Linked DNA regions of Homo sapiens: region 1 is linked to region 2. A link is a loop called in an ENCODE intact Hi-C map of the cell type or tissue named here. Cell type or tissue: PC-3. All regions are shown on one strand. Each heading gives the region's core, and the rest is flanking DNA. Links, peaks and the distances in the headings are about the cores only.

Evidence for each region. A loop is a pair of places that touch in the nucleus more often than their neighbours do. Peaks named below come from ENCODE experiments on the same cell type or tissue, not always from the same donor. Only the 100,000 strongest peaks of a DNase experiment are listed, where the experiment ranks them.
Region 1: it touches region 2 in a loop (5-fold over the local background); 2 of 110 quality-filtered maps call a loop at or near these places.

Annotation. Positions count from the first base shown.
Region 1 is chr7:107,226,477-107,242,767 of GRCh38, reverse strand. It overlaps COG5 (component of oligomeric golgi complex 5), which reads left to right. Exons shown (of 22, transcript NM_006348.5): 18 at 6,081-6,318; 19 at 12,077-12,153. LOC124901721 (a long non-coding RNA gene) reads right to left here. Exons shown (of 3, transcript XR_007060472.1): 3 at 8,556-8,686. Among named protein-coding and RNA genes, the nearest start is that of HBP1, 66 kb to the right of the region's middle. In PC-3, for the core only: no CTCF peak of the experiment used is centred there; DNase peaks (open chromatin) are centred at 8,137 and 8,617; H3K4me3 peaks cover 887 bases; H3K27ac peaks cover 2,255 bases.
Region 2 is chr7:107,366,075-107,382,365 of GRCh38, reverse strand. COG5 (component of oligomeric golgi complex 5) reads left to right here. Exons shown (of 22, transcript NM_006348.5): 8 at 9,606-9,771. Among named protein-coding and RNA genes, the nearest start is that of GPR22, 96 kb to the left of the region's middle. In PC-3, for the core only: no CTCF peak of the experiment used is centred there; no DNase peak of the experiment used is centred there; H3K27ac peaks cover 956 bases.

The DNA.
Region 1 (16,291 bases), core at 7,085-9,584, 140 kb after region 2:
GTGTCTATGCTGTGGGCCCAAGCCAGGGGTTCTCCTGGTGACAAGCAGTGGGGTAAGAGGCAGGGGGACCTGTGGGAGACAGACTGGTTTCCTCTCCTTGGGTTGACTGCAGCTTGTTGGAGGTGTGGATAAGGTACTTAGGGTCTTTGCTCCTTCATTAATCCAGGGGTGACAAGGGCAGTTCCATTGCAGGGGCAGTGGCAAAGAGGCTCTCAGCTGCCACTGGAGGCTCTGCTCTTGGAGTTGCTGAGTTGCTACTGGCTTGATAGCTCTGGCTGGGGATGGCTGGAGGCCCAGGCCTGCCCGGTGAAGAGATATGGGAACAGGTACCCATGTAACAGTCTGGCCACTTTGCCATAGGGCTGCTGCAGTATGCTTGGGGCCCATTCCAGTCCCTAGTAGACTCGGATTTTCCAGTGCTTGGAGTTACCACCAGTGAAAGCACTTTTCTGGGCAGTGGGGGTTCCCCTGGCTCTGTGTTGCTCCCGGGTGAGGCGTTGTCCTGTTTTGCTTTTCTTCATTCTCTGTCGGTCAGGTTGTTTCCTTGATTAGTCCCTGAGTACCTGGATGTTTCAGTTGAAGGGGTCTGTTCCTCTCCATGAGAGCCCTGCACACTAGCTGCTTCTAATTGGCCATATTGACCTCTCCCACATGGGAAATGTGGGAAATGTCAAAAGATCAATCTAGGCTGGGCACAGTGGCTTATGCCTGTAATTCCAGCACTTTGAGAGGCTGAGGCGGGCAGACTGCTTGAGCTCAGGAATTCAGGACCAGCCTAGGCAGCATGGTGAAACCCTGTCTCTACAAAAAATACAAAAATTAGCTGGGTGTCGTGGTGTGCATCGGTAGTTCCAGCTCTTTGGGGAGCTAAGGCAAGGGGATGGTTTCAGCCTGAAGGAATTGAGGCTGCAGTGAGCCGTAATCATGCCATTGCACTCCAGGATAGATGACAAAGTAAGACCCTGTTTCAAAAAAAGGAAAGATCAGTCTCTATTTTAAAAAATATATGAAGCACAGGCTGGGCGCGGTGGCTCACGCCTGTAATCCCAGCACTTTGGGAGGCCGAGACGGGCGGATCACGAGGTCAGGAGATCGAGACCATCCTGGCTAACACGGTGAAACCCCGTCTCTACTAAAAATATAAAAAAATTAGCCAGGCGTGGTGGCGGGCGCCTGTAGTCCCAGCTACTCCGGAGGCTGAGGCGGGAGAAGGCGTGAACCCCGGAGGCGGAGCTTGCAGTGAGCCCAGATCGCGCCACTGCACTCCAGCCTGGGCGATAGAGTGAGACTCTGTATCAAAAAAAAATAAATAAATAAAAAATAAATATATATATATATAGATAGATAGATGGATATAGATATATATATATATATGAAGCACAGAAGGGTAAAGTGAATTCTACCGAAAAAAAAACTATATTTGGAACTCAATATAACATAGGATTATATAACTGCTGATTACCAATATTTGAGAGGAAATGGTTTTTGTTCAAAAGTGATCTGAAGTGTCCCAGTTAGATCAATCATGAATGCCTCTCAGAAGGGAGCCAAAACAAGCTGATTTTTGAAGGCTTATTCTATAATAACAGTGGTCACATACTTTTAATTTAATTGGTGAGCTGCAACTAGTGCCTGTAGATAACACATTAGACATTAACAGCTGAAAGTTAGTTCCCAAATAGATGTGTTTTTACTAATTTGCTTAAATTCTAGTGAGCCAAACTGTTTCTTCAACTGATAGGTTGCCATGAGTATGAAGCATTATTTTAAGGTGCCTAACATTGTCCGTATTTTTTTTCCCAGTTGCTTTGGTGACTCCATTTCAGCTCAGTGTATACAACAGTCATTTGAGATTCATGTATACAGCAGTCAGTTGAGATTCCAGTGAAAGTTATTCATATATAGCAGTACAGGCATATGGAGCACTGCTGCTTTTATTTAAAGTATTGCCCCCATGGCAGTAATTTTCCTACTTTGTAGAATCTTGTGATTAGTAATTCTGTAATGGCATGTCATTTCATATATATATGGCTTATGTGAAATATGAGGTGGAGTTGGATTAGTCAAGAAGCAGAAATTGCCTTTATTTTAGGGCCAGCCCCCAGGGATAACAATTAGAAAAACAATAGTGAAAACCTGACCCTTCAAGCCCTCCACACCTATTCCTAAGTAAAAGGAATAAAGTTTACCTTCAAGTCTAACTTACATGTGGTAGGGTTACAGACTCCCCTGCTATTTAAAGAGTAATCATGGGCTGGGCATGGTGGCTCACGCCTGTAATCCCAGCACTTTCGGAGGCCGAGGCAGGCAGATCACTTGAGGTCAGGAGTTTGAGACCAGCCTGGCCAACATGGTGAAACCCTGTCTCTACTAAAAATACAAAAATTAGCCCGGGGTGGTGGCAGGCAGCTATAATCCAAGCTACTGGGGAGGCTGAGTCAGGAGAATCGCTTGAACCCTGGAGGCAGAGGTTGCAGTGAGCCAAGATCGAGCCACTGCACTCCATCCAGCCTGAGTGACAGAGTGAGATCCTGTCTCAAATAAATAAATAAATAAGTAAAGAGTAATCATCAACATGGTTTCTTGGTATTTGAAATTTATTTTAAAAGACTGACGTGTTTCTTTCCAAATTAGACAAAAATTAAAATGTAAATATCTGATTGACATAGAACATTGATTAAAATTGTTGCAGTCCATGTAAAGTGACTCATATCTGATTACAGTTTTGAGTAGGGAAGGGAAGGCAGTGAAAGAAGAACTCTACATTATTAAAGTGATAGATGAGCCCCTTTGTGGAAGGGAGAGCACTCACACAAAAGGTTAGTGGCATGAAGATTAACATTCACTTCTTGGTTATGCGTATGTTTAATTCTTCTATTTGGCCACAAACCAAGTCTGAACAAATTAAAGGGAGCTGAAATCAAGTATCTTTTCTAATGACAATGGTATGAAACTAGACATCAATAATAGGAGAAATCTTCGAAATTTCACAAATATGTGGAACTTAAACAACATGCACCTGAACAACCAGTGGATCAAAGGAGAAATCAAAAATATCTTGGGACAAATGAAAATGGAAACAAAATGCATTTTGTTTAAACAAGTAAAATATCTATACACTGAAAACTATAAAACATCAATGAAAGAAATCAACAAAAACACAAATAAATGGAAACATATTCTGTGTTCATGAATTGAAAGAATATTGTTAAAAGGTCCATACTACCCAAACCAGCCTTCAGATTTAATGCAATCTCTACCAAAATTCCAATGTCATTTTTCACAGAAATAGAAAAAAGTAATCCTAAAATTCATATGGAACTACCAAAATCTCTGAATAGCCAAGGCAATCTTGAGCAAAAATAAAGCTAGAGGTATCACACTACCTAATTTTAAACTATATTACAGAGCTACATGATGATTAAAATGGCATGGTGCGCTGGCATTGACCAATGAAACAGAACAGAGAGCCCAGAAATGAGCTCACACATTTATAGTCAATTGATTTTCGACAGAGGTGCCAGGAACACTCAATGGAATAAGGACAGTTCCTTCAATAATAAATATGTATTAGTAAAAATGGATATCCAGATGCAGAAGAATGAAATTGGACCCTTATCTCATACCATATGTGAAAATCAAATGAAAATAGATTAAGAACTTAAATGTAACACCTGAAACTAAAACAAATTTAAGAAAACAGGAAAATCTGAGCAATAATTTTTTGGATTTGATCCCAAGAGCTCAGACTACAAAGCAAAAATAGACAAATGTGATTACATTTATCTAAAAAGCTTCTGAACAGCAAAGAAAACAAGTGGAGTGACAACCTATGGATTGGGGAAAATACTTACAAGCCATACATCTGATACGGGGATTAACGTCCAAAATATATAAGGAACTCAAATCAATAACAAGAAAACAACCTGATTTAAACATAGGCAAAGGACCTGAACAGACATTTCTCAAAAGAAGACATACAAATGGCCAGTAGATATGTGAAAAAACATTCAACATCACTAATCATCAGGGGAATGCAAATTAAAACCACAATGAGATTGCACCTCACACCTGTCAGAATTGACTTATCAAAAAGATGAAAGATACCGAGTGTGAAAGACGATGTACAGAAAAGGGAACCCTTGTATACTGTGGTTGGAATGTAAATTAGGCAGCCATTATGGAAAACTGTAAGGACGTTTCTCAAAAAACTAAAAACAGAACTACCACATGATCCAGCAGTCCCACTTCTGGATACATAACCTAAGAACTTGAAATCAGTATGTCAAAAGATATACGCACTTCCATGTTCATTGCAGCATTACTTACAATGGCCAAGTTATGGAATCAATCTAAATGTCCACCAACATTTAGATTGATAAATGGATAAAGAAAATGTGGTATACATACACAATGGAATACCATCCAGCCTTCAGAAAGACAGGAATTCTGTTAATTGCAACAAATAGATGAACCTACAGAACATTATGCTAAGTGAAGTAAGCCAGACACCAAAAGACAAATACCACATGACCTCACATATCTGTTGTCTAAAACAACCGAATACATAGAAACAGAGAGTAGAATGGCAGTTAGCAGCTATGGGGTGGAGGGAATAGAGAGATGTTGGTCAAAGGGTACAAAGTTGCAGTTAGGAGGAATAAATGATAAGTATTTAAGGTGATGAGTATGATTACCTTGATTCAGTCATTCCACACTGTATACATATAACATTACTGTGTATCCCCTTATTATATATTATTATAATTCATCAAAAATAAACATTAAAAAAATGAAATAGATTGGCACCATTTTCGGATAGGGAGGCTTCTTTTATTTGTTTGTTTTTGCAGCCTGGCCTTGTGGAGTGACAAACCTAGAGTAAAGCTAGGCTATGCAGTTGTCTGAATCTGGGAAAACCAAACCCCACATGAAGATGGCCGTCATTTACTAAGGCTCCCCTGTACCCAAGCGCCACTCCATCATGTGATGATACTGCAAACAAAAATGTTGCACCATACACCCTTCAGCAGCCTTGCTGTTGTTGGCACAGTCTTATACCTGTATGAAATCCCTTCCTGCTGGAACATAGGCCTACTTCTTCTATCTCTATCTGCTTCTGAAAGTGACGGACCTCTGGTTAGCATCCTATTTATAGTAACCACTGCTGTATTTGAAGATAATTAAGTTCAACTCATTCTCTTGCTCTAAGCATTTTAGTCATATCTGTTGTTCTTCTATAGACCATCACCAATTTCTCTACGTCATTCTCAGAATATGGAAACACTTAACTTGCTTTTTGAAAAAGATTCAGCATGATGTAGCCAGTGATCTCATTTATTAGAAAATATCAGGTGTTAGCTAGTTTTGGTATATCTCTTTCCTATAAATATTTCACATTCTTTTAATATATTCTTTAAAGAGCAATTATAAACATTTATAAATTATAAATAGTATTTCATGGAGCATCAGCTGGTATCATTTGTTGATCCAAATTAAAGCCTTTCCAAACCTCATCATCTAGAGGAAAAAACTGCATGCCATGTGTACTGTTACATAACCATTTCCACAGTCAGAATTCTGTTGGACTGATCTGATTAAATAGCACAAGAGCAGAGAGATCTTTGCCAAGAATTTGTATAGGGAAAGCAGCATTTTCTGTCATTGCAAAGCATAAAATGCTATTTCAGGATCCATTATTGATGCATTCAGTTAGCAGGCAAAACATGTGAGTGGATGGAGAATTGAGAGGCTGGGAGGGACCTTGAGAGGCCAGAGAGTAGCACTTGTATGATTCATCCAAGACAGATGGTTGTCTATTTCATTCTTAATAATCTTTAGGTAAATGGATTCTAAAATTCCTTCAGTAATCCTCCTGGCATCTAAACCACTTTTTGAAATGTAATTTTTAAACATTGTTTTCTGCTAACGCTTATCAAAAAGTAATTAATGTCTTTTATACCATTAAGGGAAAACATTACAAAGGATTGAAATAGCAGCATTGGTGGGGAGAGGGGTACAAAATCAAAGAGTGTGATTTAGTGCAGCGGTGCTGAAAAGGGCTGCTTTTTCTTTTACAGGTCATTATCCAGCTCAGGAAAACCTGATGTTCCTTGTTCTCTGTACATGAAGGAGCTACAAGGTTTCATTGCCAGAGTTATGAGTGACTATTTTAAACACTTTGAATGCTTGGATTTTGTCTTTGACAACACTGAGGCTATTGCCCAAAGAGCTGTTGAACTTTTTATCCGCCATGCCAGTCTCATAAGACCTCTTGGTGAAGGTGGGAAAATGCGACTTGCTGCTGATTTTGCACAGGTACATTGATGAATTACTACAAAAGAAAAAATGTTTTGGCCTCAATATCATCTATTAAATGAAAGAATGTGTTTTCATCGGTGTTTTTAAAGAGTTGCAGCACAAAGAAAAGTAAGCCCACTTAAGCATAAATAGTTAAAAAAAAAAAGGGAGAGTTTAAAGATACTTTTATACCAGATATATTTTTCTTTGTATTTAACAAAATAATTATCCCTCTCTTTGGTATTTCAAGGTTAAGGTGAAATAGCTCATTCCACAGGAAAGCAGCACTTCCCATTTTTATTTCATATGGGATTTTCTCACTATTTTACTGTCCCAATAGGTCAAACCTTGCTGACCAATAATGTAGGCAATGAAATCATATTTCAAACAGTGAAAAGAGACCGCTTGTTGCCATGTCACCATTCCGAGGCAGTGTTCCCATTCCTTTAAATGCACAGTGGGCCAGGTAGACATAGAGTCTGATTATTTGTTCTCTCTCTATCAGGTAGAGTACAGTTCTTCTCTGTGGCTAGCCTTGAAATCATTTCAGGCTATCTGATGTGTGTGAGAGATAGAATGACATTAAAATAGCAAAACATTATCAGCTCTTATAGAAAGCGTTTTCTTTGTCCTTTAGACAGATTTTTTAAAGCCTTTCAGTAGGCAATGAAGAAAAACCCCAAACATGCTTTCATTAAAAGATTCAGAAACAAAGATGATTGTTATTTTTGTATAGCATACCAAGGGTAAAATCTTTTTCTTTTTGAGACAGAGTCTTGCTCTGTCGCCCAGGTTGGAGTGCAGTGGCACAATCTCAGCTCACTGCAACCTCCACCTCCTGGGTTCAAGTGATTCCTCTGCCTCAGCTTCCCGAGTAGCTGGAACTACAGGCACGCGCCACCACGCCTGGATAATTTTTGTATTTTTAGTACAGACAGGGTTTAACCGTATTGGCCAAGCTGGTCTCAAACTCCTGACCTTGTGATCCACCCGCCTTGGCCTCCCAAAGTGTTGGGATTACAGGCGTGAGCCACCACACCTGGCTGGGTAAAATCATTTTTAAGCCTTTCAAAGCTGTTAGCTTTACTAGTCCAAATAGTTACTGAAATGAATTCTTCATAGCAATTTGCCAGATCCTCCCCACTTATAAAGATAAATGTTAATGTCAATATTTATTCTTGTGTGTATCCGGGAGTGTGTCTTGCTTCATTATTTCTACATGGAGGAAAGGACCTGGACAGACTGCTTGTATCAAGTCAGTGGTTGTCAGGTGCTCCCTCAGACTTGACACACTTTCAAAAAAGGAACAGGTAACACAAACCTAAACTTTCAAGAGCCTGTTTCATTGCAAATTGACTGATGCAGCAGTTAGTCATTTTCATCTCCAAATAATATTCCTGGGACCATTAGACCATAGAAATGAGCCTTCATTTGGAAAATATGCTTGTAGTAGCCACAGCATAAAAACAGAGATTAAACGTTACCATTAATATGGCTCTTTTTACCTTTTACATTTTATGAACTTCATTCTTAGGCACCTGTACATTTAACTTTGTTTTACAGGTACACTTGGCTTAAAGAAAGTTATTTGTAAATAGTGTCTTATTTGTCCCTTACTGGGGTTCCAGATTGCTTATTAAAAACCTGATGATGTACTAGAACCTCCTCTTATTTGTTTAAAAAAAAAAAGTGTGAACTATACTCAGATGGTCTCTGTTCTCCTCTTCCCCTTTCCTCCTTAATTTTGTTTTTCTTTTTGTTTCATCTTCTTTCCCTGGGCTCTCTCCCCTACCAGCTTATTTGCATTCTGCTCCAGCTGGTTCTTGAGTCACTTTCCTGGAGGCAGCACTTCAAGTCCAATTAGAGTGGCAGCCGAGCAGGAGATGGCCAAAACGAGAGTGCTGTAGGAGAGAGGCTTGTTTTTGTTTTTTATTTTAATATGTTCCCTTATGGGTCCTGAAAGATGGAAAGTATTGTCCTTTAACCCTTGCTACTGCCGCTAACACCTGCTCAAAATGCATAGCATCCAGAGGCAGGGGTGAGCTTCCACCTTTCAAAAAACTGCATTATTCAAAATGTTATTTGGCATCCTTTTTTCTTAAGACATGTTGTCTAATAAGCCAAACTTTTCTGGGTCCCTTCCCTTAAGGTAAATTAAACTCATCAGTCATTATTACTAACTTATGCTCAAAGGCCTCTTGTTTCCTGTTTTTTAAACATAGAAGAAGCATTTACACACACAGCATTTACTCACTGTTAAGCCCTGCAGTGACATTTGGTTGCAGCAGGCAGTGTGGTATTGAAAAGCAGATTCCTTTGTTCACCCCTGTACAGTGTGTCCCAGTTTCAAAACATCCTGACACTCACCTTGGGGATGGCTCCAGTCCTGTGGATCATGGGTACAGAAAAGACAGGCGGAGGCACTATCATAATTAATCATATCTGTGATCATTATCTTTGGCAAATATTGTTCTACTGTTATGTCATGGTCTCCCCCACCCACTTTTTAAATTAAAATTAAAATTTCAAGGTTTTATTTCGTTTGGTTTGGTTTCTTGCCACAATTGCAATTATTTGTTGTACCTCAGCTTTTAGCATCACATTTGGTTGAAAGTGTTTTTCGAGGGTCAGTCAAAACATTTAAATAGCATTACTCTAACATTTATATTCATGACAGGCATCAACTGGGGACTAGAGGGCTTTTCAACTGCCTTATTACTGAAAGTTCTATCAATTCATATTCAAAATTAAAGCCATTGAGGTCACTGAAATCAAAAATACACAAATACTCCATGGGTTTAAAAACTGTTCTTGTGATAAAAGTGCCTGCCATTCTAGCATAAATAACAAAAAGAGCTCAAGAAGGGACCTATAGACCAGGTTTGGGAATACTAGTTATTTGCCGTAAAGTCCAATTGCAAAGAGAGATAATGACGTATTTTCAGGATTTCTTTAAGAATCCTAACTTCTCCTCACTGGCACCAGTGCAGGAAAGAGAAAGTAGTTGCAGGGTGCCATCTGGAGGGATCATGGTGAGGGAAGTACCTGACATCCAGCCCCCTTAGGAATCCAGGTCATGGGCACGAGGTGGTTTCCTACAGGTAATTAATTCCCCACTGTGACCACATGGTCTCAGTGCCTACACTGATCACACAGCAGTTCTGAAATCACTAAGCCTGTCCACGACACTGGGGTTCTGCTGATTCTGAATCTCACTGGGATCTTGCCCACAGTGTCCTCTGAAGCACATACTCCCCCTCCACCCCTCAGTTTATTTTCTTAGCTGAAGGAAAGAGTGGCTATTGAAGTTGGTATTAAATTATTTAGTGGTACTTCTAGCAATTTCTATTTATAGGTCTTCTGGTGCCCTTTAAGCATACATTTATATCTATTTCACTTTGTGCCTAAAAATATTAATTTAGAAAAGAAAACAAGACAATCAAAATTCTAATTTTTGTTCTAATTCCTATTGCCTTTTCTTCTCCTGAACAATGTCAGGGCAGGAGTACCCTAGGAGTATCCAAAGAAGTCCTGTGGTTAACCAAATGTCTGTGGTAGGGAAGGAACAGCTATGTAATTAGTTCACCGTGCCTGCAGCTGACCGCTCATTCTCTCCAAACGGGGGCTGGAGAGAAGCAGTTGCACATGCCACTTTTGTATCCGCTGCTAATGGCAGAGTCACCTCCTCTTACCACAACACTCTTGCCCTTTAAAACATGGCCTTTATTGTTTAATGGAATTCTGGAAGAAGAAAATGATTTACAATATCCTAGAGGTCCTTTATGGATAAAAAAATTTTATTTTAAACATTAAACATTTTGAAATTGTCCTGCGGCATAGAAATCTTTTGCATAATCATACATTTTCCAGCCATTCGAGGTCATATTTTCTCATATCGTAACTTTTTCCTAGCCATTTATTTGTTTTAACATTTGGTCCTGCTCAAGTGCTAAGGCAAAGGTTGTCTTTGAAGACAGTGATTCCACTAGAGTAGTTGAGAAATTGACAAAAACACTTCGTGAAAAATATATAATTTCAGTATGTAAAAAACCATTATATAGAGAGAGGTATTTGAATGGAATTATATCAAAGATACAGTGATAATCACATTTTTCCTTTGTGCTCAGTGTAAAGTAAGTGACACATATGGAAAGAAAACAGAAATTCCTACCCAGTGAATAAATGAAACAGGTTCCAAAGAACAGCCTATCACCTACTGTCTTTTGAGTTGGGCACACTGGCTCACAGCTGTTCTGTTTTGCATTGTTGGCAAGAATCCTTTTTCTTCCTTACATTTTTATCTTTATATTTATTTATGATTCTTCATTTTATAGTTTCCCAGCCATATAAGGTTTCCTTCTAGGACATGCAGTATGCAATCCATGTCTTTAATATGTTATGAGAGAAATTAACCTGGTTACTGTTCATCCTCAAGACCATCCCAAGGAAGCTTCTCCAACTCTCTCGACACTGAGGTCATAAGTTTGACATAGCACTTATCATTTTGCTTAATAAGAATCATTATGTGTGTATGTATGTGTGTTTATATATGTTTATATGTGGACATATACACAAATACTTTTGATTTTGTTGATAATCATATTGTTTTAATAAATAAATATCCCCTTCATTAAATTTGAGAATTTAGTGAAGGCAAGATAGTCTAATCATCTAATCATCTAATCCTCATATCTAGCTTGGTACCTAGCACTAAGGCAGTCAAAATGTTTCTCAAATGAGTGATCGATTGGGTCTCTATAGTGTACCCATGGCAAGGAGATTTTAAGCAATTTTTTGTAAGGGTGGCCAGCAGGACAGAAGCCTTAAATCATATGTGCTTCTTGAAGAAAGGTGCTGTACTATCAGGGAGCAGCCTATTCTCAACCATTTTCTAAACCATTCTTTACCAGGGCGCTATTTATAGCAAGAGTGGAGAAGCAGTCTATCACCTGAGTAGCACATATGCAAAAAGTTCGCATATGCACTTGGTAGAAAAGAACAGGTAACCTAATTAATGACAAGTAGAATTTCCAGTCAAAGGAGGAAAATAAAGAGAAGTGAAACCAAGATTTGCTAAATTCTTGAGTTAGGTAGCATATTAATTTATTAATAATTGAAAAGAGAAAAATTTTTAAACACTGATAATAATTGCTGACAATTAACAGCACTTATATGCTATGCACATAAAGCTTTGTGGGATTATCTTTTAATTTGCATTATTCTATTAAGTAGGTATTATTATCTCCATTTTACAGATGAGAGACCTGAGACTTAAAGAGGTGAAGTAACTTATCCAGGGTCACAAACTAGTAACTAGTATCAGCATTTGGAATGCTGATATAGATGTGCTACTAAAAGCTCCAGAGTTAGTCCTTTTAATTACTTGAGCCACACTGACTGATAAAAATTGTCATCATTTATATTGAATGTAAAAAGACTTGTAATGCCTAAAGTATAGGCATGCAGTCTTGAAAATTTTCCTTTTCCTTATTTTTCAATGGATAAATGATATAAACTTTTTCCTTTTATATAACAAAAAATGTTTTTTTTTTATTTTCATGAAGGAATTGTCTCATCTTGGGCCCTCTTAGTAAATAAATGCAAAAATTATGTAAGTGCTTACCTTTTAATAAATTTAGTTGGCCATCACAACTTGCCTTACAGTCCAGATAAAATTAAGTTTACTGCAAGCTACAACTTTCTGTGATCCGGGTCTTTCCCAAATTCCCCTAATGATTCTGACATTACAACAATGGAGTATATTTTAATATTTCAGATGGAGTTGGCTGTGGGTCCATTCTGTAGACGAGTATCTGATTTAGGAAAGTCCTATCGGATGCTGAGATCATTCAGGTAAGACCGAATTCTTTGTTCATACATTCATATCCTCCAGGCAAATAAATCCTTTCTGTGCAGGTTGAACTTCATAAAATTGCCAATATTCAACCATTTTTGATCTACAACAATGGCAATTTCATGATTCATCTTAGAAAGTATTCAAATCAGAAACCCATATAGATATTTATGTAATGACTAATAAATTAGAGGGTATGTGTATTTTCTTAGTCACAGTTCACAAGATTAAGCTGGTAAATTATGCTTTTCTTGGGGAGAATTTTTTTTTTTATTTTTAGCTTCCGATTCTTATAGAAATGTAATACTAGGCAATTCATAATTATATAGACAAGTTTTTCTGAAATGTTCATTTGTTCATTTATCATTTTTAACCCAGTCTGCTTCTAACAGGTCATAAGTTACATTCCAAGATATGGATATGATAAAACTATTGAATGAAGTATTAAAAGAATCAAGTTCATGGCTGAGCACGGTGGCTCATGCCTATAATCCCAGCACTTTGGGAGGCCGAGGCAGGTGGATCATCTGAGGTCAGGAGATCAAGACCATCCTGGCCAACATGGTGAAACTCTGTCTCCACTAAAAATACAAAAATTAGCTGGGCATGGTGGTGCACACCTGTAGTTCCAGCTACTGGGGAGGCTGAGGCAGGAGAATCGCTTGAACCAGGGAGTCAGAGGTTGCAGTGAGCCGAGATCACGCCAGTGCACCCCAGCCTGGCGACAGAGTGAGACTCTGTCTCAAAAAAAAAAACAAAAAAAAAAAACAAAAACCAAAAAAAAAACAGAAGAATCTAGTTCAATGATGAAGTGCAGAGAATGACTATAAATGTAATAGGTAACTTAGCCTAATGCAGTTGAGCAAAAAATTTAGTACTGAGCGGAGAAATCACTTTACAAAGAAACACAAGAGTTGATTCATATTCATGATCTAACAGAATACCAGTATAATAGAGAGAAAAGTCCTTGTCAGTGCTGAACACTTAGATTTTTTTCAGCTCAGATTTTAAGGAACGTTGAATAACATTGAGTAATGACTGTGGTCTTTACTAGCCGATTTTTAGAAGATAAGGAGATGTTATTCATATGGCTGTTTATTTAGTAAATCAGAACTTTATAAGTTGTTTACATCATAGCACAAACAGAAGAAGATATTTTGTTTTTTGAGATGGAGTCTTGCTCTGTCACCAGGCTGGAGTGCAGTGGCACGATCTTGGCTCACTGCAACTTCCACCTCCCGGGTTCAAGCGATTCTCCTGTCTCTGCCTCCTGAGTAGCTGGGATTACAGGAACACGCCACCACACTCAGCTAATTTTTGTATTTTTAGTATAGACGGTGTTTCACCATGTTGGCCAGGATGGTCTCGATCTCCTCTCCTCGTGATCTGCCTGCCTCGGCCTCCCAAAGTGCTGAGATTACAGGCGTGAGCCACTGCGCCTAGCCGAAGAAGATATTTTCATTTAAAAAGGTGGCCAACCCTAAGGGCTGAGGGGATCAACATAATATTTTGTGACCACAGCATACCAGATGGGAGGCCTTTATATAAACTGTCCATAATATCCAAGTGCATAATGGTTGAAGATTTCTCAATAAGGATAAGATAACAGAGTACAGGTATGCAGCTTTCTAAAAACCAACTCAGTACTGGAAACTAGAGGATCAATAAGCAGTATGTCCTTTAAATGATCGCTTTGCTCTCTTCTGTCATCAAGCTTTGGTAGTAGAAACTTCTGGTGGAATATAAGAAATATAAGAATCCAATATTGTTGATTGAGAGGGAATCCGTATATTTTACCTCGCCTGTTTGTAATTAGCACAGGCCTTTTTTTTTTTTTAATGGCAACACAAGAGTCTGGATTTTATTTTTTCTCAAATGAAAGATCACTGCCCATCTGTACAGAGATGAGTTTTAGGAAAACTTAAAGTGAGATCACAAATGCTTTCAGATACCTTCTTTGTATCAGCTCAAATCTTTTTAAAACTGTTTAAGTATTTTGTTGAAGCTATAGAGTTCTGCACTACCAAACATGGGCGAGTTGAAGGATGATGAGGTCCTGAGGTTGCCAATCCATTGGTCATCTGTTTGTACCATAAAAGTTACTTTACTAAAACCCCTGTACAGTCATTTACTCTTGAGTAAGATGGTAACACAGCAATCCTAGCTGGGTAATAAAATGTTGCCCTGGCTGGCTGAGTCAGTTAACATACTGGAGGATATTAACCATCTAGTTATTGAAAAAGGTATGAGAAAAGCTGTGATTTAGCATTGCTATAGGAAGATTTGGCTTTTTTTTTTTTTTTTTTTGAGACCGGGTGTCACTCTGTCACCCAGGTTAGAGTGCAGTGGTGCGATCTCCATCTCAGCTTACTGCAACCTCCACCTTGCATGCCCAAGTGATCCTCCCGCCTCAGCCTCCTGAGTAACTGGGACTACAGGTGTGTGCCACCATGCCCAGCTAATTTTTATATTTTTTTGTAGAAACAAAGTTTCACCATGTTGCCCAGCCTGGTCTTGAATTTCTGAGCTCAAGCTATCTGCCCGCCTCAGCCCCCCAGACTGCTGGGATTACAAGTATGGCAGGTGTAAGCCACCACACCTGGCCTAGGCTATTATTTTTTATAGCCCCAGTCCCATGTTTAGTTGTTTATTGCATTATTGCACGTGCATGTATAAAATAATGCTAATTCAGCCTGGCCAACATGGTGAAACCCCATCTCTACCAAAAAGTACAAAAATTAGCCAGGCATGGCAGCACACATCTGTAGTCCCAGCTACTTGGAAGGCTGAGGTGGGAGAATCACTTTAACCCGGGAGCTGGAGGTTACAGTGAGTCGAGATTGTGCCACTGCACTGCAGCCTTGGTGACAGACTGAGACCCTTTACCGCCCACCACCCACACCCCCCGCCCCAAAAAAAAATAGTGCTAAGTTTCCTGTTTGCTGAGGCAGGATGACCTTCATGTAAGCACTCTTAAAGTTGTGTCATAGTATGGAGATACAAGGTCTGAGGATAAGTTTCACTTAAGACATCTATTTTAAGCCATTTAAGATGGAAATTTTCTGCCAACCCTTTCCAATTCTCACATGAGAGAAAGAATCTCTAAAGGAACATTTAAAGTTTGGGTGACACCTTCTAATACCTATTTATAGAATCAAGAATCGCTTGATCAATGTATAATTTTAATAGTTCTACTTTTTTTTTTATATCTAGCTTCTTATGGCGTAACAGTTTTCAAACTTTTGACCATGACCCACAGTAAAAGATACTTTCTATTGATATTTGGCATATACTTGTATGCAAACACATGAACACACTCAAATCTATATACATATACATGGACACCCATATGTATGGTTCATGAAATAGTAAGTACCCTTACTTCATGTGATAACCTCTAACATTTCTATTTCATTTGATTATTTTAACCCACTAAATTAGTTTAATGACCCACTCATGGCCTGCATCCAGCCATTTCTCAGATTTCTCACGAGGCCCTTAACTCTTGAACTTTAGTTGCTCTAGTGACAGGGAGCCAAGTTTTTTCCTTTCCACAAACTGTGAAGATTTATACCCTTTTCTCTTGGGATTCTGGTATCTCTGAGGTTCCTCCTGCAGATGACGTCTTAGCTCCCAAGGCCTCAGGCACATAAGAATAATTGTTTCTTGCCTATGGAGTATCCTTCATAGCTTGAGTTAATTGAAAAATTCCAACAGAGGTATTTTTCTATATACCATTATATTTCTATATTTATATTGAATCTACAGAAATCTACTGAATTAATCCTAGTGCTTTCTCAGTTGTTTGATGGGACTGATACAACTATTTTATAAAAAGCGTAGGATTAGGATTAACTGGATCAAGAAATAAAACAGAAGTATAATATATTAAGGGGTTCAAATCCAGCCCTGGTCTACAAAGAATGTTTTCAGTCCTATCAGATGAGAAGAAGAGAGATGTGAGCATGTGCTGCGGCCTCTGCCCCGCACCATTGTTGGGAAAGCCCTGGCCCTGCCAGCTTCTTTGCAGTTGTCATGTAAAGAGAATTGACTTGAGAAAGCTTACCCATGTGGCGGGTCCTACCAAATTCCTTCCTAGAGAGGAGTAAATCAGTACAGAGCCATCTTTATTCTAAT
Region 2 (16,291 bases), core at 7,852-10,351:
TACATAGGCCTTTTGGAGTGGCTTTGATGGAATTCTGTTCCACAAGGAATCTCAGATAAGACCTTTTAAAGCCGAGCCCAACCATGGGTTTGTATCCTCAAATACCTGTGATTTGGGTGAGCCTCTCCTCTTAAGGTCCCAAGATAAACTTGGAGCTCCTGGACCTGTTAGAAAGGGACATTCTTTACTGACCACAGGTCAGGAACCCTGTACAGGGACTGAGTAGCTGAGGGTTTGAGGCCAGTTTCCCCACTGGACTTTTATGGACTCTGCACGTCACGACTGACCCCTTAAAGAGAAGCATACCCTTCCAGTCAAAGCCTTGGTAAATTACCAGTTTTTTCAGTTGTGTCATGTTGCAAAAGAAAAATGGATTCTTGTTGCACTGATGCAAACAACTATATTGCCATAAGAATACTCACAGATAGTTTCCAAATTTTAGAGGAACTAGACAGAAACAAACATGCTCCAGTCTTGATCACGGGGGGTATACCTTACCCAATTAATAAAGGCCATAAATGTATAAAATAAGTTTCCTTGACTCTGAAAAACAAAACAAAGGTCAGCAATATTCCAACCAAAAGTCAAAAAGTTTGCTTCAGCTTTCTGAGTTCAGTCGATAATTGGTTAATTATTGTTTTGCTTGATATTTTTGAACATTTTAGCTCTTCGTGAGTCTTGTACATTTTCCTTTATTCCAATGTCGCAATCTCCAAAGTTATGAGAAGCCTGTATTTGAGAGCACCTGCCAAAGTTCTGTAGATTATAAACCATCTTTTGAAAAGGATAAAAACAAGACAACAATTGTCTGTGAATTGCAAAATGTCCAGGGTACAGTTCAAACACAATTGACGAAGTTTGGTTATCTCTATGGTTTCCAATAACTTAACCTTAATTATGATTAGTAGCATATACTTAGACATTACAATTTTAGAAATTCCATACAATTTGGAACATATGTTAGCAATATTTACAAAAATATAACCTAAAGAAGACTGAACATCATTTTGGCAATCCCATGTAGCTAAACATGTCAAATAATTCTGTTTACCTCTCTTTTCTAGACATTTCAGGGACCCTCTGCACTATCTGAAAAGCCAGGTGTCAGGAAAGACAATTCTGAAACTGAAGTTTGATTTTGGGAAGCCTTTTTAATATTTTTAAAGCACTTGATTTTATGAAATAGAATTCCAGATTAACATAAACGATTTTATTTTGTCAAAATGACTCAGAAATTTTAAAGAAGCAAAAACCTTTTATAAACCTTTTGAATTTAATTAATATGTTCACACAGAGAACCTCTTCTGCAAGATTAATTCCCACAATTTATGTGGGAATTTATGGGTTCTATTTATGTGATGGATTACATTTATTGATTTACGTATGTGGAAGCCAACTTGATCAGGGTGGATAAGCTTTTTCATGTGCTACTGGTTTTGGTTTGCCAGTATTTTATTGAGGATTTTCACATCGATGTTCATCAGGGATATTGGCCTGAAATTTTTTTTTGTTGTTGTGTCTCTGCCAGGTTTTGGTATCAGGATGATGCTGGCCTCATAAAATGAGTTAGGGAGGAATCCCTCTTTTCCTATTGTTTGGAATAGTTTCGGAAGGAATGGTACCAGCTCCTCTTTGAACCTCTCGTAGAATTCGGCTGTGAATTTGTCTGGTCCTGGGCTTTGGTTGGTAGGCTATTAATTACTGCCTCAATTTCAGAACTTGTTATTGGTCTATTCAGGGATTTGACTTTTTCCTGGTTTAGTCTTGGGAGGGTGTATGTGTCCAGGAATTTATCCATTTCTTCTAGGTTTTCTAGTTTATTTGTGTAGAGGTGTTTATAGTATTCTCTGATGGTAGTTTATATTTCTGTGGGATCAGTGGTGATCTCCCCTTTATCATTTTTTATTGTGTCTAATTGATTCTTCTTTCTTTTCTTCTTTATTAGTCTGGCTAGTGGTCTATTTTGTTAATCTTTTCAACAAAACCAGCTCCTGTATTCATTGATTTTTTTTTAAGGGTTTTTCGTGTCTGTATCTCCTTCAGTTCTGCTCTGATGTTAGTTATTTCTTGTCTTCTGCTAGCTGTTGAATTTGTTTGCTCTTGCTTCTCTAGTTCTTTTAATTGTGATGTTAGGGTGTCGATTTTAGATCTTTCTCTCTTTCTCCTATGAGAAATTTCCCTCTAAACACTGCTTTAGCTGTGTCCCAGAGTTTCTGGTACATTGTGTCTGTGTGAGAAATTTGAGTGAATTTCTCAATCCTGAGTTCTAATTTGATTGCGCTGTGGTCTGAGAGACTGTTAGGATTTCCGTTCTTTTGCATTTGCTGAGCAGTGTTTTACTTCCAATTATGTGGTCAATTTTAGAATAAATGCGATGTAGTGCTAAGAAGAATGCATATTCTGTTGGTTTGGGGTGTAGAGTTCTGTAGATGACTATTAGGTCCGCTTGGTCCAGAGCAGGGTTCAAGTCCTGATATCCTTATAAATTTTCTGTCTCGTTGATCTCATATTGACAGTGGGGCATTAAAGTCTCCCACTATTATTGTGTGGGAGTCTAAGTCTCTTTGTAGGTCTCTAAGAACTTGCTTTATGAATCTGGGTGCTCCTGTACTGGGTGCATATATACTTGGGATAGTTAGCTCGTCTTGTTGCATTAATCCCTTTACCATTATGTAATGCGCTTCTTTGTCTTTTTTTATCTTTGTTGGTTTAAAGTCTGTTTTATCAAAAACTAGGATTGCAACCCCCGCTTTTTTTTTTTTTTTTTGCTTTCCATTTGCTTGGTAAATATTCCTGCATCCCTTTATTTTGAGCCTGTGTGTGTCATTGCACGTGAGATGGGTCTCCTGAGTATAGCCCACCAATGGGTCTTGACTCTTTATCCAATTTACTAGTCCGTGTCTTTTAATTGGGGCATTTAGCCCATTTACTTTTAAAGTTAATATTGTTTTGTGTGAATTTGATCCTGTCATCATGATACTAGCTGGTTATTTTACCTGTTAATTGATGCAGTTTCTCCATAGTGTCCGTGGTCTTCACAATTTGGTATGTTTTTGCAGTAGCTGGTACTGGTTTTTCCTTTCCATATTTAGTGCTTCCTTCAAGAGCTCTTGTAAGGCAGGCCTGGTGGTGACAAAATCTCTCAGCATTTGCTTGTCTGTAAAGGATTTTCTTTCTCCTTCGCTTATGAAGCTTAGTTTGGCTGGATATGAAATTCTGGGTTGAAAATTCTTTTCTTTAAGAATGTTTATTGTTGGCCCCCACTCTCTTCTGGCTTTTAGGGTTTCTGCAGAGAGATCTGCCGTTAGTCTGATGGGCTTCCCTTTGTGGGTAACCCGACCTTTCTCTCTGGCTGCCCTTAATATTTTTTCCTTCATTTCAACTTTGGTGAATCTGACAACTATGTGACTTGGGTGCTCCTCTTGAGGAGTATCTTTGTGGTGTTCTCTGTATTTCCTGAATTTGAATATTGGCCTGTCTTGCTAGGTTGGGGAAGTTCTCCTGGATAATATCCTGAAGTGTGTTTTCCCACTTGGTTCCATTTTCCCTGTCACTTTTAGGTACACCAATCAAACGTAGATTTGGTCTTTTCTCCTAGTGCCCTATTTCTTGGAGGCTTTGTTCATTTCTTTTCACTCTTTCCTCTAATCTTGTCTTCTTGCTTTATTTCATTGAGCTGATCTTCAATCTTTTATATCTTTTCTTCCGCTTGATCGTTTCGGCTGTTGATACTTGTGTATGCTTCATGAAGTTCTCGTGCTGTGTTTTTCAGCTCAATCAGGTTCATTTATGTTCTTCTCTAAATTGATTATTCTAGTTAGCGATTTTTCTAACCTTTTTTCAAGGTTCTTAGCTTCCTTGCATTGGGTTAGAACATGCTCCTTTAGCTCGGAGGAGTTTGTTATTACCCACCTTCTGAAGCCTGCTTCTGTCATTTCATCAAACTCATTCTCCATCCAGTTTTGTTTCGTTGCTGGCGAGGAGTTGTGATTTTCTGGAAGAGAAGAGGCATTCTGGTTTTTGTAATTTTCAACCTTTTTGCGCTGGTTTTTCCTCATCTTTGTGGTTTTATCTACCTTTGGTCTTTGCTGTTGGTGACCTTCAGATGGGGTTTCTCTTTGGACTTCCTTTTTGTTGATGTTGACGCTATTCCTTTCTGTTTGTTAGTTTTCCTTCTGACGGTCAGACCCCTCTGCTGCAGGTCTGCTGGAGTTTGCTGGAGGTCCGCTCCAGACCCTGTTTGCCTGGGTATCACCAGCAGAGGTTGCAGAACAGCAAAGATTGCTGCCTGTTCCTTCCTCTGAAAGCTTCGTCCCAGAGGGGCACCTGCCAGATGCCAACTGGAGTTCTCCTGTATGAGATGTCTGTCGACCCCTGCTGGGAGGTGTCTCCCAGGCAGGAGGCACTGTGGTCAGGAACCTACTTGAGGAGGCCGTCTGTCCCTTAGCAGAGCTTGCTTCAGAGCCAGCAGGCAGGAACATTTGAGTCTGCTGTAGTTGCGCCCACAGCCACCCCTTCCCCCAGGTGCTCTGTCCCAGGGAGATGGGAGTTTTACCTATAAGCCCCTGACTGGGGCTTCTGCCTTTCTTTCAGAGATGCCCTGCCCAGAAAGGAGGAATCTAGAGAGTAAAGATTATTTTATTTACCCGTTAGGTTGATGCTCTTATTTTTGCTGTTATGCACATGAGGAAACTAAGCCTTAAAGAGGTTAGATAATTTGCCTTTAGGTTTTGACTGCTATGTGGTAGAGTTTGGATGCTGATCTAGGTCTGGCTCCAAAGTCTGTGAAATAAGAATAACAAAAAGCTAGTAATGGAATACAAAATCCAATAGAAGCCAAAATTTAGTTACTTAACAAGATTAACAAATTAAATTGATAAATACCAACAAGACTGATGAGGAGAAGGGAAAAAAGAGGCACAAATTACCACGATCAAGAATGAAAAAGGTGATCTAATAACAGACCCAACAAAAACTAAAAAAAGTTAAGACAATATTAAGTATGAGTTTATACCAATTGATTTGAAAATTTAGATGAAATTGACAAATTTCTGGAAAACAACATATCAAAAATGACACTAGGAAAAGTATAAAATCTATCTAGTTCTATATCTATTAACAAAATTGAATTTATTATTAAAAAAACCTTTCCTTGGAGAAAACTCCAAGGCCAATCAGCTTCACTGGGGCAATTCTTCCAAACATTTAAGGAATAAATAAACCAGTGTTATGTAAACTGTATCCAAGAATTGAGAAAGAGGGACCAAACATATGTACCTGCTCATTTTATGAGGCCAGGTTAATGTCAATATGAAAATGAGAATATTGTAAGGAAGTAAAATTACTAGTTGTCTTCCTTTAAAATCTGTACAAAAATAATAAGCAAAGTGTTAGTAAATGTAGCCACAGAGATCTAAAACTGATAATGTATTATGACCAAGATGGCTTTATTCCAGAAATATAACATAATTTCTCAAGTAAAGGGGGAAAATTATTATCTCAATACATACTTAATAACATTCAAAATCAATTCATGATTAAAAATACTCTTAGCAAGCCAGTATCTTTAATCTGATAAAGGGCATTTCTAAAAATCTCGATGGTGAAATATTTAAGGCTTTCCATTTGATATTAGGGATGATGCAAAAAAACCACTCTTATTTCTTCTACTCAGTGCAGTACTGAAGATCCTAGCCAAAGTAATAAGAAAAGCAATGAGATAGAGGAGAATGGGAAGGGAGAAATAAAAATTATTCAGAAATACCATGGTTATATAGTTAGAAAAGTCAAAACAATTTACTGATTGTTTACAAAAAATTTAAAAACATACAATTTATATCAAAAAATAATAGAAATAATTTAAACTAAAGATATATAAGACTTTTTCACAGAAAACTATCTATAAAACATTAAGAGAAATTAAAGACCTGAGTAAATGAAAAGAGATACCATATTCATGGATTTGAGAACTCAATATTACAAAGATATCCATTATTTCTAATTTTATCTATAGAGTTAATGCAATCTCAAACAATACCTGAAAACTTTTTTAAAAAAAGGACATTTGTCAAGCCAATTTTGAAATTTATATGGAAGTGTCATATATCAAGAAGAGCCTATACCAAATTGAAGAACAGAGGCAGAGGATTGCCAAATCTGGTATTTAAAGCTACAGTAATTTAGATAGGTGAATTGTAAGGATAGAGAAATGGTAGAGATTTGAAAGTCCAGAAACTCACACACATATTTAGAAACTTGGTTTATTGCAAAGGTGACTTTTCGGGAGTGCGGGTGATTTTTATTTGCTCTTTTTTTGATCAATTGGGTATTCATGTAGAAAAACACTAATCTTGACTCCTATTTCACATTGTATAGAAATTAATTCCAGGTGAATTGTATTTCTGAGCATGAAAGATAAACCAATAGAGTTTCAGGAGGATAACTTTATGAATGAAAGATATCTTTATGAATGTGGGGTGGGGAACACTTATCAAACAATACCAAAAGTACTAAACCGTAGAGAGTAAGATTAATAAAATGGGCTACATTCAAATTAGGAATTTCTTTTCCTTAAAATACTTGATTAAGAGTGGGAGAACATATTTGCAGTACATATAATTATCAAAGTGGTTGTATCCAAAATATATAAACAACTTTATATGTAAATGACAAAAAACAACTAGTTAAAAAAAATGGGCCAAAATATGAATAAGTTCTTCACAAAAGAAGATATCCAAATGGGTAATTACCATGTAAGAAGTATTCAGTTTTTTAGTCATCATAGAAATACAAATTAAAATCATAGTACTCACTCAAAATAATAGCCAGAATTAAAGGAATGATCATTTGAATTTTTGGCAAATTTGTGGGGCATCCACAGTTTTCATATATCGCTGGTGGGAGTGTAAATTGCTGCAATGGCTTTGTAAAATTGGCAGTATCTACAAACTCTAAGTGTACTAATATGATTTAGCAATTCTACTTTTGCCTACAGAAATGCATATGTATATATGTTCACTAATAGAGGTGTACAGAATGTTCATGGCGGCATAAATTAAAATACCTAAAGGTAGAAGTAAGCCTATTATTTATCAACAGTAGGATGGATAAACTAAAGCAAATTACTACAGTGGAATACTGCACAGCAGTAAGAAATGAATCAACTACTGCTGCATCCAACAACATGGACGAATTTCACAAAAAAATATGTTGAGTAAAAGGGACAAGCCACAAGATAATACATACTGTATAATTCCATTTATGTGAAATTCAAAAACAGAATAAATTTTTGGTGTTAGAAGTAATGATAGTGATAATATTTGGAAAGGTGCAGTTTGGGGAGCTACACAAGATTCAAAGGTGCTGATAATACTTAGCTTCATGATCTAGGTGATAGTTAACTAGGTGTGTTCACTTTGTGATAATAAAGCTGTGCTTACATAATTAGCATACTCCTCTGTATGTATGTTACTTAAAGAATTTTATTTCAGGTAATTATTTTGCAGTTTTTTTACTGGCATAATCTATGTGTTAAGCTATAAATATGAATGCCATTAATTGAAAAAGTGAACATGTTAATTGACAAGTTTAAAATTACTTCTAGAATTATAAATATTGTAAATTGTATTATAAATAATGCTGTAATATATACTTCTTTAATGATGAGCTATATTTGTAATATAATACACCATTACGTTAAAATAATGCCAATAGATTTCAGAAGTAACCTTTTCAAACATGTTTTGAGAAGTTGGAAGTTAGTAATTTTTGGAGCGGAGAATTTTGAAGAGTGGTTTATTTTAGCTAGGTGTTTTAAGTGAAAAATTTAAGTGTTTTTTAGTTGTTGTATGCATAAATCTTACAGCGTACATTCAGCTGATAACACTGAAACTGTACTGTGTGTGGAGAAGCTATGCTTTTCAGATCCTCTGATAATAGTAAAGGCAATAAATATAGTTTTAAAGTATATCTGTATTCTAGTTTTATGAGGTGAAAGTATTCTTTGATGTTGCTCCAGTAGTGCTTTCTTGGATTATACATACACTTAAATAATGACATGGGAAATTTCTTTACAGCTGCCTCATTTTGATTTTTGGTGTCTACTAAAAAGTTTAAAGATAAAACAGTCTTGGGAGAAAGTAAAAGCAAATGCTATACCCCTTGTTTTCAGTTAATAATTTTTTATAAAATAGCTTATTTTCCTTGTTGGCATACGTTAATAGAGAATTTACAACATAAAATTAAGCTCTATTATGACCATACTAAATTAAGCTTTTTTATTAGAACATTTTAATTTGAAATAATATCCATTTGGTTCTTTTTATTGTTTAATTAAAAAGAAAAAACTCAAATGAGTATTGTTATTCACCAGCCATGTTTCCTGTTATTTTCTTTAAGCTGAGTCTACTTTGCCTCTGTGTGTGAGTTTATGTGTATGTCTGCAGCATGTACTATTATTAAAATAACACCAATAGATTTCAGAGGTAACCTTCTAAAATAAACTTAGTATAGAAAATAGGTTAATGAAATAATTTAACATTTTAACCATGTGTCTCTGATAACAGACACTTACTAATGCGTGAGAGGATTTTGAGTTATTTGGGCCTGAAAATATATGTCAGTGTCTCAACTTCTAGCTTGGTAATTTGTTCGTTAACTTAGCCACAAATCCAACAACCCATTTATATCACTCTGGACATAATCCACTCATTGATGATATTTCAATACCTCCCTCATCTTCTGCCTCTCTGCTTCACTCTGCTCCATCATGGCCTTCTTGCTCTTTCCCTAGCATACTAAGCACATTGCTATCTCAGCACTTTTGCTAATACCACTGCCCCGATCTGTATTTTCCCATATCTTCCTTTGACTCCCTCAGTATATTCAAGTCTTTGTTTAAATATTACCTCAGAGGTGCATTCTCTGACTAATCTCTGTATAATAATTCCCATCATACTCTATTCTTATTCCCTACTTCACGTTTTTATAGCACTTGTTACTACCCGTTATTCTGTTTTATTTATGTTTTGTACATTTCTCAATAAATGTAAGTTCCATGAAGACAGGAACTTAATTGGTTTTGTTTCACTACTGTTTTTCCAGCACTCAGAGCTATGACAGATACAGTAGGCACTGTATAAATATTTGTAGTTAGAATGAATTAATGGGTCAGTGAAATATAATGAATAAGTCTGCATGGTTCAGCTCTCAGTCAACTCCACAGAATTAATTTATTGTCAAACAAATGTAGAAATAACAAATGTTATTTCTAATATGGTTCTTTTTATAGGGATTGGTGGTAGATTTTAAATAAGCTCGAATATTATACAACAGACTTTCAAACTTCTTGTTATTTTTTAAAGGAGGACAAAAATGGTAAGGGGGAAAATAATATACATAGTATTTAACTTTGTATTTTATGAAATAAAGTTTAAAAATAATCTTCACTTCAAAATGTGTTTTTTCTTGTCTTTGATAATTTTAAAATATGGTAGTATTTAAATATGATAGGACTGCTGAAGTCCTGCTTAAAGTTGTATATTTATGTTGATTTTGTTTGTTTTCCTATTTATATCTGTTTCCACCCCACCCCACCTTTTTTTAAGAATCCAACTCAAGTCGGAACAGCTCTTCAGGTTTTCTATAATCTTGGAACTTTGAAGGATACTATTACCAGTGTTGTGGATGGATATTGTGCTACTTTAGAAGAAAATATCAACAGTGCATTAGACATAAAAGTTTTGACTCAGCCTTCCCAGTCAGCTGTGAGAGGTATGGATGTGGTTTATATTTAGCTTCTTTATTTATTTATAACTGAGAAGTCTTTTGAATAGTATGTGAAACACTCATGTTTCAAAGCAATCTAATGACTCATTTTTTAGTAGACAGAAAATGAGAGAAGAAATTATGTTTCAGAATTTATTTATATCTTTTTTGTCTAATCAGTGAATTGAACTGGCCAACTGGTATATTCAGAACTTCTAGATAAAGATCCATAAACTGTAGCGTCATTTGGTTGAGAGGAAACAGATGCAAAAAATAAAAAATAAAAAGGCAAGGAACATATTTTTCTTCTAAAATCCTTATCCTCCCATGTACTTCTTAAAGACAGAAAATATTTTTTAAGGAATGCCGTCTCTACTTTAGCTTTCTGGACTTTTCTTTATGATAATTCTGGTACCCAGGAAAAATAATGACTGACTGTGGACATAGAAACTGATAAAATCCTTGGCAACATTACAACTGTAGTAAAGTCTAAAGAAAACTATTAAAGGATGGTAAATTCAAGGTAGAGAGGAGTAGCCTTTCATTAGGAGTCTGTAAACCTTTTCCTACCAAGACATACCTGGTGATATTTACATATACACACAGTTCTCCGTAAAAGAAGATAGAAAAGACCACAGATTATGTCCATCCTTACTTACTTGCTGCCACTCCATCTCTCTGTTTCTCCCCTTATATTCATTCTTCCTTCCTGTTGGTAAGGATGAACTATGCTTTCTCCCAGCAAAGACCAAGCACTCTGCAGTTGTATTAGATCCCATCACTACAAGGTATTGCTTTAGCAGATGCCTTCTTTCTACCAGGTTGACAATGTTTCTTTCTTTGCATCTCTTTCCCTTCACATATAGTTGTGTTATTGTATCTCCTTTTGCTTAAAACCAATTAAATAAATATATCTTAATTTCTTTCTTCAGCTCTACTACCTGCATGTTATTTCTTCAGTCTTCAGGAAAATTTCCCAAAATGTTATCTATAGTTAATGTTTCTGGTTTTTCTCCTCCCATTTTTCTGTTGAAGGCACTCTGATCCATCACAGGGTTGATGGAATAACTCATATTGAATTAATAACAGTTCCTGATCCATAGCTAATAGGAAAAAAAGTGGCTATTTATTAATTTTTAATTTTTTTTAGATTGTTAATTTTTTATTTAAAAAAATATAGATGGAGTTTTGCTATGTTGCCCCAGTTGGTCTTGAACTCCTGGCCTCAAGCAATCCTCTTTCCTTGGCCTCCCAAAGTGTTGGGATTGCAGGCATGAGCCACCATGCCTGGCCTATTATTTTTATATTTGCTATATAAATGTGACCTTACGTAATACTGAATATATATAACTTTTAAGTTGTACTGGATAAAAAGAGATGAAAGAATCTTAGGTCTTAAAGAGATTTTTAAAGGTTAGGCCTAGCCTCTGAATAGGTTTGTATTGAAACTATTCCAGAAAGAGATCTTTGTAAAGAACTTGCCAGAGGAGATTTTACTCTTGGCTTTTCCCAGCAATTATTCTCAGAAAGTTTGATATAATGTTTAAATTTCCAGGAGCAGTTTAATCTCATTCCCCCTTGTGTCGTCAAGAATGGGGAAAAAAATGAAAGCAGTTATTCATGTGCTGTCAATCCTAATGTATGCCTCTTTTGTTGAGAGAATTAAAAAAAGCTGCCTTATTACCATGTGTTGACAAGTGGATACCATGATTTAACACAGAAACCTTAAGCATCAGTTCTTTATTATTTTCTTTAAAAGCATAATCACAATTATTGTGTGTGTATATATATATATATAAATTTTTTTTTTTTTTTTTTTAGCTGGAGTTTCTGGTCACCCAAGCTAGAATGCAATTGCACGATCTTAGCTCACTGCAACCTCTGGTGCCTGGGTTTAAGCAATTCGCCTGTCTCAGCCTCCTGAATAGCTGGGATTACAGAAGCCCACCACCATGCCCAGCTAATTTTTATATTTTTAGTAGAGACGGGGTTTCATCATGTTGGCCAGGCTGGTCTCGAACTCCTGACCTCAGGTGATCCGCCCACCTCGGCCTCCCAAAGTGCTGAGATTACAGGCGTGAGCCACCGCGCCCAGCCAATTATTTTATATTTTAAAATGTTTTATAGACAGTATTAATGTTAGTTTCCTGATCTTGTTTATATTGAAGTTATGTAGGAGAATGTCCTTGTTTGTTGGAAATACACATTAAAATATTCAAGAATGATGGGCATGAGGTCAGTAACTTCCAGGTGGTTCAGGGAAAATTTTTTTTTACAATACTTACAATTTTTTTATAAGTGTAAGATTATTTCAAAATTTTAAAAATAATAGGATTCTGTCAGTGTGTGTTTCTGAGAGTGAATGGCTCACAGCTGTTGAGTATCTAACACAACCACTACACAGGAGATTGACAGTCGCATTCATGAGTGTGATGGTGCATGATCTCATTTTCAATCTGAGACTTCCTAAGAAGAGAAAAAAAATTATACACACACGCACATATATAAATATAAATAATACAATTTTAAGTATAAAAAGTAAACAGCCTGTAACTCAATAAGAAAAAGGTAAACAACCCAAGAGAAAAAAATGGATAAAGAATATGAATAGGCAGGTCACAGAAGAACACATTCAATAAGCATGTGAGAAGATATTCAGCCTCTTTTTGGAGGATGAACTAGTTATTAAGGAAATAGAAATTAATCATCAGATTGGCAAAATCTAAGACAGAACTAAGTTCTGGACAAGAGCAGAAACTCTTGTAAACTATGCAAGGAGAATAAAATTCACTTTACTCAATTTTATCAATTTTATCTCTAAGGTGGAAAATGTGTTCACCTTATGATGTTATACTTTCTAAGAATATACTGCAAGGAAAATCTGGCATGTATATGTAAGAATTTTTGTTACCTGGCCGGCGTGTTGGCTCATGCCTGTAATCCCAGCACTTTGGGAGACTGAGGTGGGCAGATCACTTGAGGTCAAGAGTTTGAGACCAGCCTGGCCAACATGGTAAAACCCCCTCTCTACTAAAAATACAGAAAAATTAGCCGGGCGTGGTGGCGCATGCCTGTAATCCCAGCTATTCAGGAGGCTGAGGCAGGAGAATCGCTTGAACCTGGGAGGGAGAGGTTGCAGTGAGCCGAAATAGTGCCATTGCACTCAAGCCTGGGCAACAGAGCAAGACTCCATCTCAAAAAAAAAAAAAAAAAAAAGAATTTTTGTTACCTCATTGTTTACAAATAGTGAAAAAGTACAAGCAATGGATAAACTAGTTTATTAAGGGGATTAATACACAGCATTTAAATTAACAAATTTCCCAGTATAGATAATGGTCAAAAACAGCACATGAAAAAGTTACAGATACATACATACAGCCTGATACCAATTTAAAGCCTAAGAATATGACAGACCATATTAAATTGTTTTTGCATGTGCACATATGTACTAACAGTGTAAATACGCACATTGGAATAATGATCAACAAATTTAAGATACCAGTGCTGGGCATGGTGACACATGCCTCTAATCCCAGCTACTTGGGATGCTGAGGTGGAAGGATCACTTGAGCCTAGGAGTTTGAATCCAGCCTCAGCAACATAACAAGACTCTGTCTCTTAAAAACAAACTACAAAACCCGATACCATTACATCTGTTGAGAGAGCAAGGGAAATGAGACCAGCAAAGGAGAGTACAAGGAAACTTCACTTTATTTAGTGTTGTATTTCTTAAAGCTTGGTGGTTAGTGTTCATAACATTATTCTATATGCTTTTTTGTATGCCTGAAATATTTAACAATAAAACATAAATGTTGAGAAAGTCAAACAGTGAAGAAAGATGATGATGAAGCAAAGTAGACAACACAGAATATCCAAATTTCATCACCCAGATAGATACTGTAGTTGTTACTATACAGTGAAAAGTAGTCCATACATTTATCTGTGCATTATATGTTATAGAAGGGTAAATGGAGAGGCATAAATGGAATTTTAAGATACATGCTTTTTAAAAATACCTTTTTATTATAAAACTTAAAGAAAAACATAAACATGTAGCTTAATGAATTATTATAAGGTGAACACTTCCTAGGCTAAACCAGCGATCCAGAAACCTGTTTATGTACTCCGTACCAATCACAACCAGCCCCTCTCTCTCTCATATATAACCATTGTCATCCTCACTTTTATATTGATAACTTCCTGTGTTTTTCTTTTTATAGTTTTATCATTCATATGTGTGAACTTAAGCACCATAGTTTAGCCCCACCAGTTTTAGAAGTATACTTTTTAAAATAAAAAGTATTTTACTTTCATTCAACAGAATAATTAGAAATTTATGTGACATCAAGGACTTAATGAATTTCCAATTAATGCTTCTTCATAAGAAATACTAGATCCTAATTGATACCTCCAAATTTAAAAGTAGTGAATGAAAGATTTAAAAAAAATAAGAAATTGAAGTCATTTGTTACTAAGTCTGTTGAGTCTTTACTACTAAATGTGGGAAATAGGCATACTTATACTTTTCCCTTCCCGCCCCCCATCCTCATTTGCCAGTTGTTAGTTATGTTATTTTTGAATGATTAATGTTTTTTACATTTTATTCTATTTTTAAATTATTTTAATCTCTGGTTCTTTTAATATGACCTCTGCATTTCTTTTCTCTTTTTTTCAGTAGCTTTAGGGGTACAAGTGGGTTTTGGTTGCATGGATGAATTGTATAGTGGTGAAGTCTAAGATTTTAGTGGATGGTCACCCGAGTCATGTACATTGTACTAATATGCTGTTTTTTAGCCCTCACATCCCTCCTACTCTCCCATTCTGAGTCTCTAATGTCCATTATACCACTCTGTCTTTTTGTACCCATAGCTTAGCTCCCACTTATAAGTGAGAACATATGGTATTCAAGTTTCTGCTCCTCAGTTACTTCACTTAGAATAATGGCCACTTGTTCCATCCAAGTTGCTGCAAAAGATATTATTTCATTCTTTTTTATGGCTGAGTAGTGTTCCATGGTGTGTGTGTGTGTGTATATATATACACAACAGTTTCTTTACCCACTCATTGTTTTGTGAACACTTAGATTGGTTACCTGTCTTTGCAATTGTGAGTTACATTGTGATATACATACACATGTAGGTGTCTTTTTGATATATGACTACTGGGTAGATACCCAGTAGTGGGACTGCTGGATCGAATGGTAGATGTACTTTAGGTCTTTGAGAAATCTCTGTACTATTTTCCATAGAGGTTGTACCAGACCTCTCCATTTCTATATTCATCTCTCCCTTGGCTGGATATCATAATCTAGTTGATTTTTCAAAATGTTTTATGGGTACTGTGCTTTCTGAGTCCTTGTGTAGTTGGTGGTGTGTTTTGCTTTTATGCTTAAATGATTTGGCCAGGTATAAATTTTTATTTACACTTTCTTTCCCTTAGAATTTTGTAGCTGTATGTGTCCAAATAAATAATGTTTTTCTTCCCCCACTGAATTGGAAAATGAGACAAAATGTAGGAGACAAAAAAGGTGACAATTGTAATGTTAGTTTTATTACTGTTAAAAAAAAATACACCGAAAGGCATAGCTTAGATTTATGACCAAATGGATTTTTTAATATATCACCTCAAAATTAAACTTACTTCCCAATTCAGCCTTTCCCACTATACTTACCACTGGTAGAATGTTGGTCAGAATGCACCTTTTATATATGCAAAGCTTCAACAACAGAGAAAGGAAGAGACTGAGCCAATTAGGCTCAGTTTCTTATTCAGATTCACTCATCACTCACTCCTCTTCACATGGGGAGAATTGGATAAGAGGTAGGGAAAGAAGGCAAGAAAGTTACTTTAGCTGAAGTCCCTTCATATGAACGGAAAATGGAGGGTCCCATCTACCATCAGACGTTGCTTTACCAACTGCTGGGTTTTAGTGTTGTATTAGAGAATTATGAGACTAATCAGATTTTTATCCCACACTACCTGACTTGCTTTTTCTTGACTGTCCAAATGGTTTTTCCTTTATCTTTGAAGTTCAGTGACTTCTTTAGGATATGTCTCAGTTGAACGCTGTGTGTCAGTTTTTGTGTGTGTATGTGTGTTAAAGTATGTTCCCTTTTATAGAAAAGTTTTCTTCCATTGTATATTGAATGTTTTCCTGTTCCATTTGTTCTTTTCAAGAACTTTATGCATATATCAGATATTCTCTGTTTTCCATGTCTAGTATCTTCTTGCACTTGGTGCTGGGCATGCTGTGGGAGAGAGGGTGTCATGGATGTGGAAGTCTGATTCTCTTAATATTTGCTTGGAGTTTTTTCACTTTGCTTCCAGTATCTTTGCATTTTACTTCATTTTGTATTATTTCCTCTTGCCTATTTCACATGTGTTACTATGTTTTCACTCTCGTTTATTATAACTTGTGTTTTTTCTAATATGGTCCTTATTTCTATAATATTTTTCCAGTGAGTATTCCAGTAATTTGAGACAGTGGAAAACTGAGTATCCCTTTCTATTCTTTCTTTGGTGATAT